2 separate regions of the Homo sapiens genome follow, and region 2 is linked to region 1. Evidence: read pairs that join two places in POLR2A ChIA-PET (ENCODE). Cell type or tissue: MCF 10A. All regions are shown on one strand. Links, peaks and the distances in the headings refer to the core of each region. The heading gives the core; the rest is flanking DNA.

Region 1 (5,384 bases), core at 57-5,056:
GATTTGGCTATTGGCTGACAGATTTTCCTAATTCTATCTCTCCATGTACATGTACTTTTGCGTGCTGCCACTTCTGGATTTCCCATATTTGGGCTTCTGCCATTTGACCAATGGCTTGTCGAGAACTTCTTTTTTGGATATCACTGATACCTGTTGCCCGTAAGCACACATACTGTGCACCAAGTTCCATCAGCCTGACTAGATTTCCTCCTATCACCTCCAATTGTGCTATCACTCAAGTTCTACCTCAGCCCTAAGTAAAGTATTGTGTTTATTCAATCAATCAATGTTTACTGAGCATTTACCAAGCCCAAGCACTTTGTCTCTGCACACAGAAAATGTATACAGTACAGTGGAGCAAGATAAACAACAAAAGGTATAATAAATACAGTGACAGGGACAATTCTAGCCCTTGACCTTCCCTATATCCTCTTCTCTCATCAAAGATTAACACTTTTATATTGGTTTAGGTCAGAAGATAGGATCATTGTTAAAGACAAATTATTATTTTTATTATTATTATTCTTGTTACTTTGGAGATGGGGGTCTCACCTTGTTCCCCAGGCTGGCCTCAAACTGCTAGGCTCAAGCGATCCTCCCACTTCAGCCTCCTGAGTAGCTGGGATTATAGGTGCAACTGGCTTTTTTTTTTTTTTTTTTTCTTGAGATGGAGTCTCACTCTGTCACCCAGGCTGGAGTGCAGTGGTGCAATCTCAGCTCACTGCAACCTCCGCCTCGTGGGTTCACGTGATTCTCCTGCCTCAGCCTCCCCAGTAGCTGGGATTACAGGCACCCGCCAGCACGCCCAGCTAATTTTTGTATTTTTAGTAGAGACAGGGTTTCACCATGTTGGCCATGCTGGTCTCGAACTCCTGACCTCAAGTGATCCACCCACCTCGGCCTCCCAAAGTGCTGGGATTACAGGCATAAGCCACTGCGCCTGGCCTTGCTGTATTACTTTTAAAACGGTAAAACCCGCAATTCCTTTTGCATTAACCTAATGTGTTGGATACCTGTGTTTTGCTCTACATGATCACTGATTATTAATTTTTTTGATAATTTTTCAAAACTCATTTTTACAGCAAGCACACTGTCAAGTCTATGTTGGGATTATCTTTGTGTACCTAAAGTGAACTCCATGCTTTTCCTCAGGAACAATTTGATTTGCTGTGTGGAGAAAGTGTCCTCTGGCTCTCTAAGAGTTAACTGATCTGGCTCTACCTGATCTATCTGTGAATTTCTATAAATACTTTACAGGTATGTGAACAAACCAGTGTCAGATAGTAAAAGAATTTTGTAGCCATTCCAGCAATCTACTTTACGTGGCAATCAGTGACGATGTTATCTTAGCTGTCTTTTTTTTTTTTGACAGGGTCTCGCTCTGTCACCCTGTCTGAAGTGCAGTGGTGTAATTTCGGCTCACTGCAGCCTCGACCTCCTGGGCTCAAGCAGTCCTCCCACTTCAGCCTTCCTAGTAGCTGGGACTACAGGTGTGCACCACCACACTTGGCTAATTTTTGTATTTTTTGTACAGATGGGGTGTCGCTATGTTGTCCAGGCTGGTCTTTTTTTCTTTCTCTTTCTTTCTTTCTTTCTTTCTTTCTTTCTTTCTTTCTTTCTTTCTTTCTTTCTTTCTTTCTTTCTTTCTTTCTTTTTCTTTCTTTCTTTCTTTCTTTCTGAGACAGAGTCTCACTCTGTCACCCAGGCTGGAGTGCAGTGGCGTAATCTCGGCTCACTACAACCTCTGCCTCCCAGGTTCAAGCGATTCTCCTGCCTCAGCATCCCACGTAGCTGGGATTACAGCCACGCACCACCATGCCCGGCTAATTTTTGTATTTTTAGTAGAGACAGGGTTTTACCACGTTGTCCAGGCTGCTCTCAAACTCCTGACCTCAGGTGATCCACCCACCTTGGCCTCCCAAAGTGCTGGGATTACAGGTGTGAGCCACCGCGCCTGGCTCCAGGCTGGTCTTGAACTCCCAAGCTCAAGTGATCCTCCTGCCTTGGCCTCTCAAAGTGCTAGGATTATAGGCATGAACCTCTGTGTTCAGCCTTAGCTGTCTTTTTACTACCATCCCCAGCCTCTGCTTATCAGTTGTGAGTTTCCTCTGGCCTTTCTAATTCTCTTTCTCCATGTTTTCTGCCAGCTCCTTTATATTACCCACCAGAGGGATGAAAGCGATTGATTCTACCAGAAGCTATTGAGAAATGTATATGGCTTTTAGTAGTGGTGATGATGATGATGATGACGATTGTTTTGGCACTTTCAGAATTCAGAAGCAATTTGCTGCCTCCTGGGCACTCTACTCATGACCAGTTAACTTTAAAGTGGTCCTATTTGCTTTGTGGTGGTCGGGGCTGGCTTAGCAAAAATTACAAAGGAATAAAAAGCTAAATTTAGTAAGTCTATCTCTACTATGTTGTGTCTAATCTTCTTGTGCTGGTTTCCTAGAGTGCCCTCTGCTGGGCCCAACCAGGTCTTCTGATTCCCATGAAACCCATGCCTCAATTGTCATCAAAAGCTTACTATTTTATGTCACATGCCATCAGAATCCTAGCATTTGCTTTCCAGATTGACAATTAACCAAGGTAAACTAATCCATGTTAATGTGTGAATGTGTTTTATTGTATAAATGGGAAAAAACCCAATGCCCCTCTCAGGTCATTTAAGTATACATTTCCGCAATGACTTTATGGACGTACTGCTTCTACTTAGTATCTAACTCTGGTGACTAATGGTGAGAATGGAAGCCAGGAATCTGGGGAAGGCTATGCTCTGAGAAATCAAAGGGGAATATGTTTTCCAACAGACAGAACCTTGTGGCTCCCCTCAAATTACACTGTGTGGGCAGCTGTCTACTCAAGCTATCTGTATGGCCAAGCCCCATGGAGGTAATTTTCACCCTGTCAGCCAGAAAAGAATGAACATCATTGTTTACTTTTAAGTTTTTATGAAGAATGCCTTGAGCTCTTTAGATTGTGTTATCTAAGTCTTAATACTAAGTAAGTATGTGCCATTGTTTTGGGGATTAATTTATCCATAAAGATGTGTATAGGCTGTACAGTCATTGGCTTGACCTCTGCTGCCCTGTGTACTTTCTTGTCTACTGAAATCAGTTGGGCAATTCTTGTCTGTAAGCACGTTTCCCAAGAACTGGTTGGAGCCAGTCTTCATAGGAGGAACCTATTATGAAACCAGCTCCGAGGATATTTACTTTGCTCAAGATCTACTGAATGCTACACTTACTTGAAAATGAAATTGCTTTCTTTTGGCTCTGACCCAACCCCTTGAAAACCAGCGACCCTTGGGATTCAGTTAGAATGAGATAGAAAGGGGAGATGATATGCTGGGCCTGACTGACATTTTTCTGCAAGCTTTTCTTATCGTTTAAACTAGTACTTGCATAGTTGTTGAATGTGTGTGTTTCAAGAAGATCAGCTAAACTGATAACATATTATCAAGTAAATAAGGCACCCAAGATTGGGAACTTGGAGGACATAGCACATATTTTTTGAAGGCCCACCTTTTTTCTTAAAATTTAATGTAAATTTGTATCTTTCTATTTAACATATCCAGGTCTTATTTAAGACAAAAATAACTCATATAGTTGCTTTCCAGTTAAGTTATTTAATCATCCAAATCCTCACTTAAATAAATGCTCCAGTGAGAAACATTGTCTTATGGCTCCTGATCTAAAATTATACCTCCCTGGAAATGTATGTATCCAAATTTGAGAAGCACAAGCTTGGAGAAATAGTGAAGGAGAGAATTTAGTCAGAGAAAATGAGTGTGTACTGATGATCAATCCGTAGGTAAGGAGGACTAGCGTAAGTTTTGTTGTAGATGACTTTCATAGGAGAGTGGCAGTGGCATTTGATGTTGAGACCTAGTACATAGTTGTATTGAGATAAACATGTTAGGATTATCTAGATAGAGCTAGAAATGAAGAGAAAATAAACTCAGAATAGGGACTCATCAAGATGGCTGTGAAAAAGCCAGAAATGTGATAAACACTAATGCAGATTTCTTGGGCTCCTTACAGACTTAATAGGAATTGTGGATGCACAAAGTAAATGGTATGGCATGTAAATAAAGAAGAAAATTCTGCATATTACTTTTGGCATAATAGCAACTTCTCTGTACTTTCTGAAATTCAAAAATAAATATCCTTTTAATCTAGAGAGTGCTATATACTTTTTATAACTAGTGTTTTACATTTATTATCTATAATAAATATCTGTAATAATAATTATTTATAATAAATATTATCTATAATAGTTATTTATAAAATAATATATATTATCTATAATTATATAACATAATTATTTATAGGATTATTATTATAATATTTAATAAATATTATCTATTAATATCATAATTATATCTATAATTATTATTTCAAAAGTTTATTCAAAACTCAGAGTGAGTTTTCCAATACAGTCTTCTTAGCACTGAGATTTTCAAACCAGTCCCTAAGGTGTATTTAACACACAAGGCTTCTGGAATAGGTCTGGAGTAAGGGGCTTAGGTATCCACATTTTTAATGAACACACTTTGATGCAAGCGACCTGGACAACACCGTGAGAAACAGTGTTGTAAGAGGTTGAAAACTCTTGGGATAGGGGCTGGAGACTAAGGACACCACGCAAGAGCCTGGGACAAGGTTGCAAAGGGTTGTAGAACTAAATGAAGCTGCTTGTTTAGTCCGTAATTCCCCTTTCTGCTACTTGGTGTCTCTCCCAACTCCCCAACAAAAGTAGATACCTTGGCAGTTAGATGGAACTAACTGACCAGATCTCATGGAACCATGGTGGACACCTGATCTAGGCTAGGCCAACTAAATATTTCAACTTGAGAGTTTGGACCTGGGACAAGAATACCAGTTAACTACTGGTTGTTTGAAATGAAGAGATTCCCTGGAGCTACAGGAAGCCAGGCCTATCTCGCGAATGGACCGGCAGAGAACAGCACACATAGAGGAAGAAGGAAAAACACACAGGGAGAAGAGATGAGGAACCATGGGTTGGAGATGGGGAGGGAGAGGGAGAAGGAATAGATGAGGAAGGGAGAAATAGAGAAAACCAGCAAGAAAGCCAGAGGGAAAGAATTTTCCCTACAGCTTATCAATTTGCTGTTGTAGATACCAATCCCTCCTGTGGTCTGAGTGTGCTTTCTATAAGATATTTTTGTATCTGCCCAATAAACTCTTCTGTCTCACTCAAGCTAATTGAAATGTGTTCTTGGGTGAGAGGACAACCAGGAGTTAAGGAGAACCACAGCTATAATGAGCTGTGTCTTATTATTGTGACTGCTTTCTCCCTCCAATCTTTCTCCATTCTCTCTTCCCCCTTCCACCTTTCCTTCCACCTGGATTTCCTCAACC
Region 2 (5,384 bases), core at 69-5,068, 73 kb after region 1:
ACATGGCTGGGGAGGCCTCAAGAAACTTAACATCATGGTGGAAGGCACCTCTTCACAGGGTGGCAGGAGAAACAATGAGTGCAAGGAGGGGAAATGCCAGACGCTTATAAAACCATCAGATCTCATGAGACTCACTAATTATCATGAGAACAGCACAGAGAAAACTGCCTCCATGATCCAATTATTTCCACCTGGTCCTGCCCTTGACACATGGGGATTATTATAATTCAAGGTGAGTTGTGGAGAACACAGAGCCAAACCATATCATTCCGCCCCTGGGCACTCCCAAATCTCATGTCCTCACATTTCAAAACACAATCATGTCCTTCCAACAGTCTCCCAAAGTCTTAACTCATTCCAGCATTAACCCAAAAGTCCAACTCCAAAGTCTCATCTGGGACAAGGCAAGTCCCTTCCACCTCTGAGCCTGTAAAATCAAAAGCAAGTTAGTTGCTTCCTAGATATGATGGGGATACAGACATTGGGTAAATACACCCATTCCAAATGTGAGTAATTGGTCAAAACAGAGGGGCAACAGACTCCATGCAAGTCCAAAATCCAATAGGGCAGTCATTAATCCTTAAAGTCAAAAAATGATCTTTGACTCTATATCTTACATCCAGGTTCACGCTGATGCAAGAGGTGGGTTCCCGCGGCCTTGGACAGCTCCACCCCTGTGGCTTTGCACATTACAGACCCCCTCCCAGCTGCTTTCACAAGCTGGCTTTGAGTGTCTGTGGCTTTTCCAGGCACACAGTGCATGCTGTTTGTGGATAAACCATTCTGGGGTCTAGAAGATGGTGGGCCTCTTCTCACTGAGGCAGTGCCCCAGTGGGGACTCTGTGTGGGGGCTCCAACCCCAATTTCCCTTCTGCATTGCCCTACCAGAGGTTCTTTATGAGGGCTCCACCCCTGCAGAAAACTTCTGCCCGGGTGTCCAGGCATTTCCATATACCCTCTGAAATATAGGCAGAGGTCCCCAAACTCAATTCTTGTCTTCTGTGTACCCACAGGACCAGCACCATGTGGAAGCTGCCAAGGCTGGGTGGGGGCTTGCACCCTCTGGTGCAATGGCCTGAGCTGTACCTTAGCCCCTTAGAGTCATGACTGCACACATGGCACACAGCAGCGGGGCCCTGGACCAGGTCTAGGATACCATCTTTCTCTCATAGGCCTCCGGGCCTGTGATGGGAGGGGCTGCGGTGAAGGTCTCTAGCATGGCCTGGAGATATTTTCCCCATTGTCTTGGCGATTAACATTTGGCTCCTCATTACTTATGCAAATTTCTGCAGCCAGCTCAAATTTCTCCCCAGAAAATGGGTTTTTCTTTTCTACTGCATCGTCAGGCTGCAAATTTTCCAAACGTTTATGCTTTGTCACCTCTTGAATGCTTTGCTGCTTAGAAATTTCTTCCGCCAGATAACCTAAATTATCTCTCTCAAGTTCAAAAGTTCCACAGATTTCTAGGGAGGGGGTAAAATGACACCAGTCTTTTTGTTAAAGCATAGCAAGGGTCACCTTTACTCCAGTTCCCAACAAGTTCCTTGTCTCTATCTGAGACCACTTCTGCCTGGATTTCATTGTCCACATCACTATCAGCATTTTGGTTAAAGCTATTCAACAAATCTCTAGGAAGTTCCACACTTTTCCACATTTTCCTGTCTTCTTCTGAGCCCTCCAAACTGTTCCAACCTCTGCCTGTTACCTAGTTCCAACGGCGCTTCCACATTTTTGGATAGCTTTATAGCAGCACCCCACTCTCTGAGGTACCCATTTACTGTATTAGTCTGTTCTCACACTGCTATAAAGAAATACCCGAGACTGGGTAATTTATAAAGAAAAGAGGTTTAATTGACTCAGTTCCACACAGCTGGGGAGGCCTCAGAAAACTTACAATTATGGCAGAAGGCACCTCTTCACAGGGAGGCAGGAGAGAGAATGCGTGCAAGCAGGAGAAATGCTAGATGCTTATGAAACCATCAGATCTAATGAGATGCACTCATTATCATGAGAACAGCATGGGATAAACTGCCCCCATGATCCAACTGCTTCCATCTGGTCCTGCCCTTGACACATGGGGATTATTACAATCCAAGGCGAGATTTGGGTGGGGACATAGAACCAAACCATACCAATGGTTGAAAGCATTGTTGATTTTCCACAAGCATTCTTCAAATTCTACTAAAAGCTGAGAATTTACAGAACATGTTAGGAATCTAGCAAGAGACCATGGCAAATTTTGAATGTCACAAAAAATTTAGTCAATGTAATTTAGGAAAACTGACATCTCACTAACAAATCTTTTTTTTTTTTTTTTTTTTTTTAAGACAAGGTCTTGCTGTGTCACCCAGACTGGAGTTCAGTTGGAGTGCAGTGGTGCAATCACAGCAGTGGTGCAACCTGCCTCCCAGGCTCAAGCGATACTCCCACCTTAGCCTGCTCAGTAGCTGGTACCACAGGCGTGTTTCACCATGTTTGGCTAGTTTTTTATTTTTATTTTTTGTACAGATGGGGTTTTGCCATGTTGCCCAGGCTGGTCTTGAATCCCTGAGCTCAAGAGATATGCCCACCTTGGCCTCCCATAGGGCTGGGATTACAGGTGCAAGCCACCATGCCCAGCTTCAAATTCTTTTCTTGGTAAAAACTTAAGTGATGCTGAAATCTAGCTTTATTAATACATGAAAACAGAATTGCAGAAGTATATCTGATTAGCTATGTACATTTTGTTTTAGAAAGCAAACTTCTTAACTTCCAAAAAAGTACCATATTTTCCCATCTATTTCACTTATTTCCATTTTTTCTTAGGAAAATGCTGAAACTGGGGTACTAATAGTGATCCATTCACATTGTAGATTTCTGGATGGGCAGCATTAATCAAGCCTCTGATTTCATTTGTATATCTCACCTACTTATCTCATTTGAAAATAGAATCACTGGGTAGGGACTCAGCAGAATTCAGTAGATTGCTTAATATTTGGCATGCCTTGCCTCACAGTAAATGTTACATAAGGATAAAGCTAACGCATGCATTCTTAAAGAGCTGCTGGCCCTTTAAATTCTTTTGCGACCCAGTCAAACTCTTGACAATTGCTGGGCTTTCGTCACAGACAGCAACTCAAAATTTGTATTGCTGTTCCTGACATCGCCTACACTGGCTCTCATTCATGGTCTCTACAAAGGATCTACTGTATACTTCTAATGGTGTGTCTATAAAGCTTGGTAATTGTGACCTTTATGTTCAGCCAATAAAATATGTTAAATTGTGCCTCTTGTATCTATTTATCCTGATGTTTCGGAAGCAAGTAAGAATCTCAATTAAATAGTTACTAAAATTATTAAATACATAAAAATAAAAGCAAGGCATTCAGCTCATTAAAGAGGAAAAGGAGTTAACATCAAGATTTTTCAGAAAACATGAATAAGTATCTTCATTTTGCGAAAAATGGCATTCTCCCGTGGTTCTTAACATTTCTGGGAGTGTAGAAGCAATAACTTTCTTGTGGGCCTGAAACTTACCTCTGTTGGTATAATCATAAAAAGTCTATTAGAAAATACCCAGGACCTAAGAATTACAAACAACTTTTATAAAAGTGAAATTAGAGGGCAATGCTCTAGGTATGTAGGCTAGTGTTTGATTTCTGCTGCCACTTCTGGAATACTATTATAATTTAGTCCTTTCTCCCCTTTCTACTCAAATGATCCCTTCTTGGGTTGGCATCTAATCTGTATTGTTAAAAAAATATGTTTTAAAATCAGTGGTTTATCTGCTAAAAATAAAGTGTAATTGCTCTAACCATGATCTAAAAGTAAACAAACATGTATTTCCCCTTGAATTAGAGTTGTTTTTTTTTTTGGAAACAATAATAATATTCTAAATTGTGTATGATAATAAGTGAATTAGTTTCATGTGCAAAGGACATCATGAACATTAGCAGAAACAAATCTTCCTGAAAATACTCACACACATCCAAAATTTTTCTTGTACAACAAACTTTTCACATGGGTATGACCTAATTAAATTGGCTACAGCAATAGACAAAACAGGAAAAAAATAAAACTGTCAGCCTTAAAAATTGTGCAAACGTTACTGATTTATTTCAGGATTTCTCTCAGTGTTGTGAAGTGATAGGGTAAAAGCTAGATCGGGAAACAAAATCCATGCTTTAAAATCCATCTCTGAGGACCCATTTGTTAAAACAGTGTATTCTCCCTCTTGTTTGTTTTTATATCTAGCCTTTTGTGTTTCAGGAAAGGAACTGCCTGCTGAAAATAACTTGCATGTGAAAGCTGCATGTTTTTTTTTCTTAAAAGCATAGAAATATACAGTAAATATTGTGAATCTTTTAGATGTGCTGCAGGAAACACAAATGCTTAAAATGGAAAGAAAAGAATGTTTAAACGCAGATTGTATGACATTTGCCTGTGTCCAGCCCAAGCTGGGCAAATATAGAAAATGGACTTTCATTATCCAAAGTACTCAGCTGTGGAGGTTTCTGACCTCAGGATAAAAACAAGTCCCCGTTCCAAACACTGCATGTTAAATCTCAGGCTCCCTTTTGTATGCCAGTCTGTGAAAGAATTATAAGAGAGAATCTGGATTCTCAATTATTTAATCCAATATTGCTGATCACCCACTACGTGCATTGGCAAGCACTGAGACGTAAGGATAAAATATTTGGCTCCTAATCTCAAGTTACTCACAAATACAACAATACCTTACAATATAACAGCTTAACTGTTTTAGAAGCTGGACCTATATAATCCATCTGTTCTTCCTATTCTTTACCTAGTGAAAGCTTACAGGGAAGGGAATTCTTTCTATGCATTACCATTTTGATTATTTTGTTGGCTCTCCTACTATAATCATAAAAAATGCTTTCAAAAGTCTTTTGTTAGATTGGGCGTGGTGGCTCATGCCTGTAATCCCAGTGGCTTGGGAGACCAAGGTGGGAAGATCACTTGAGACCAGGAGTTTGAGACTAGCCTGGGCAACCTAGAGACCCCATCTCTACAAAAAATAAAAAAGAAATTAGCCAGGCATGGTAGCACACACCTGCCATCCCAGCTACTCAGGATGCTAAGCAGGAGGATTGCTTGAGCCCAAGAGGTTGAGGCTGCAGTGAGCCATGTTTGCATCACTGCACTGCAGCCTGGGTAACAGAGCCAGACCCTGCCTCTAAAAACAAACAAGAAAGTGTCCTCAGTAATATTTGGATTGACCATACCCACTATTGATGGTAGCGATGGCCCATCTGGAGTGGCTACTGCGGAGATGCTGGCTGCAGAAGGGGAGGTATGGCTGGGCTTTGAACTCCATAGAGCTGGTGGGGGGCTGGCAGCAGGCAGGTGCCACTGCAGCCACCCAAGCTGCAGCTGCAGACCTG

Evidence for each region. Peaks named below come from ENCODE experiments on the same cell type or tissue, not always from the same donor. Only the 100,000 strongest peaks of a DNase experiment are listed, where the experiment ranks them.
Region 2: POLR2A ChIA-PET joins it to region 1 with 6 read pairs; 5 of 35 experiments call an interaction of 5 or more read pairs at or near these places.

What each region holds. Positions count from the first base shown.
Region 1 is chr5:91,217,054-91,222,437 of GRCh38, reverse strand. The region is part of intron 3 of LOC107986432 (a long non-coding RNA gene); the gene reads left to right. Among named protein-coding and RNA genes, the nearest start is that of LUCAT1, 95 kb to the left of the region's middle. In MCF 10A, for the core only: no CTCF peak of the experiment used is centred there; a DNase peak (open chromatin) is centred at 3,137.
Region 2 is chr5:91,144,117-91,149,500 of GRCh38, reverse strand. The region is part of intron 87 of ADGRV1 (adhesion G protein-coupled receptor V1); the gene reads right to left. Among named protein-coding and RNA genes, the nearest start is that of LUCAT1, 170 kb to the left of the region's middle. In MCF 10A, for the core only: no CTCF peak of the experiment used is centred there; DNase peaks (open chromatin) are centred at 2,400 and 3,020.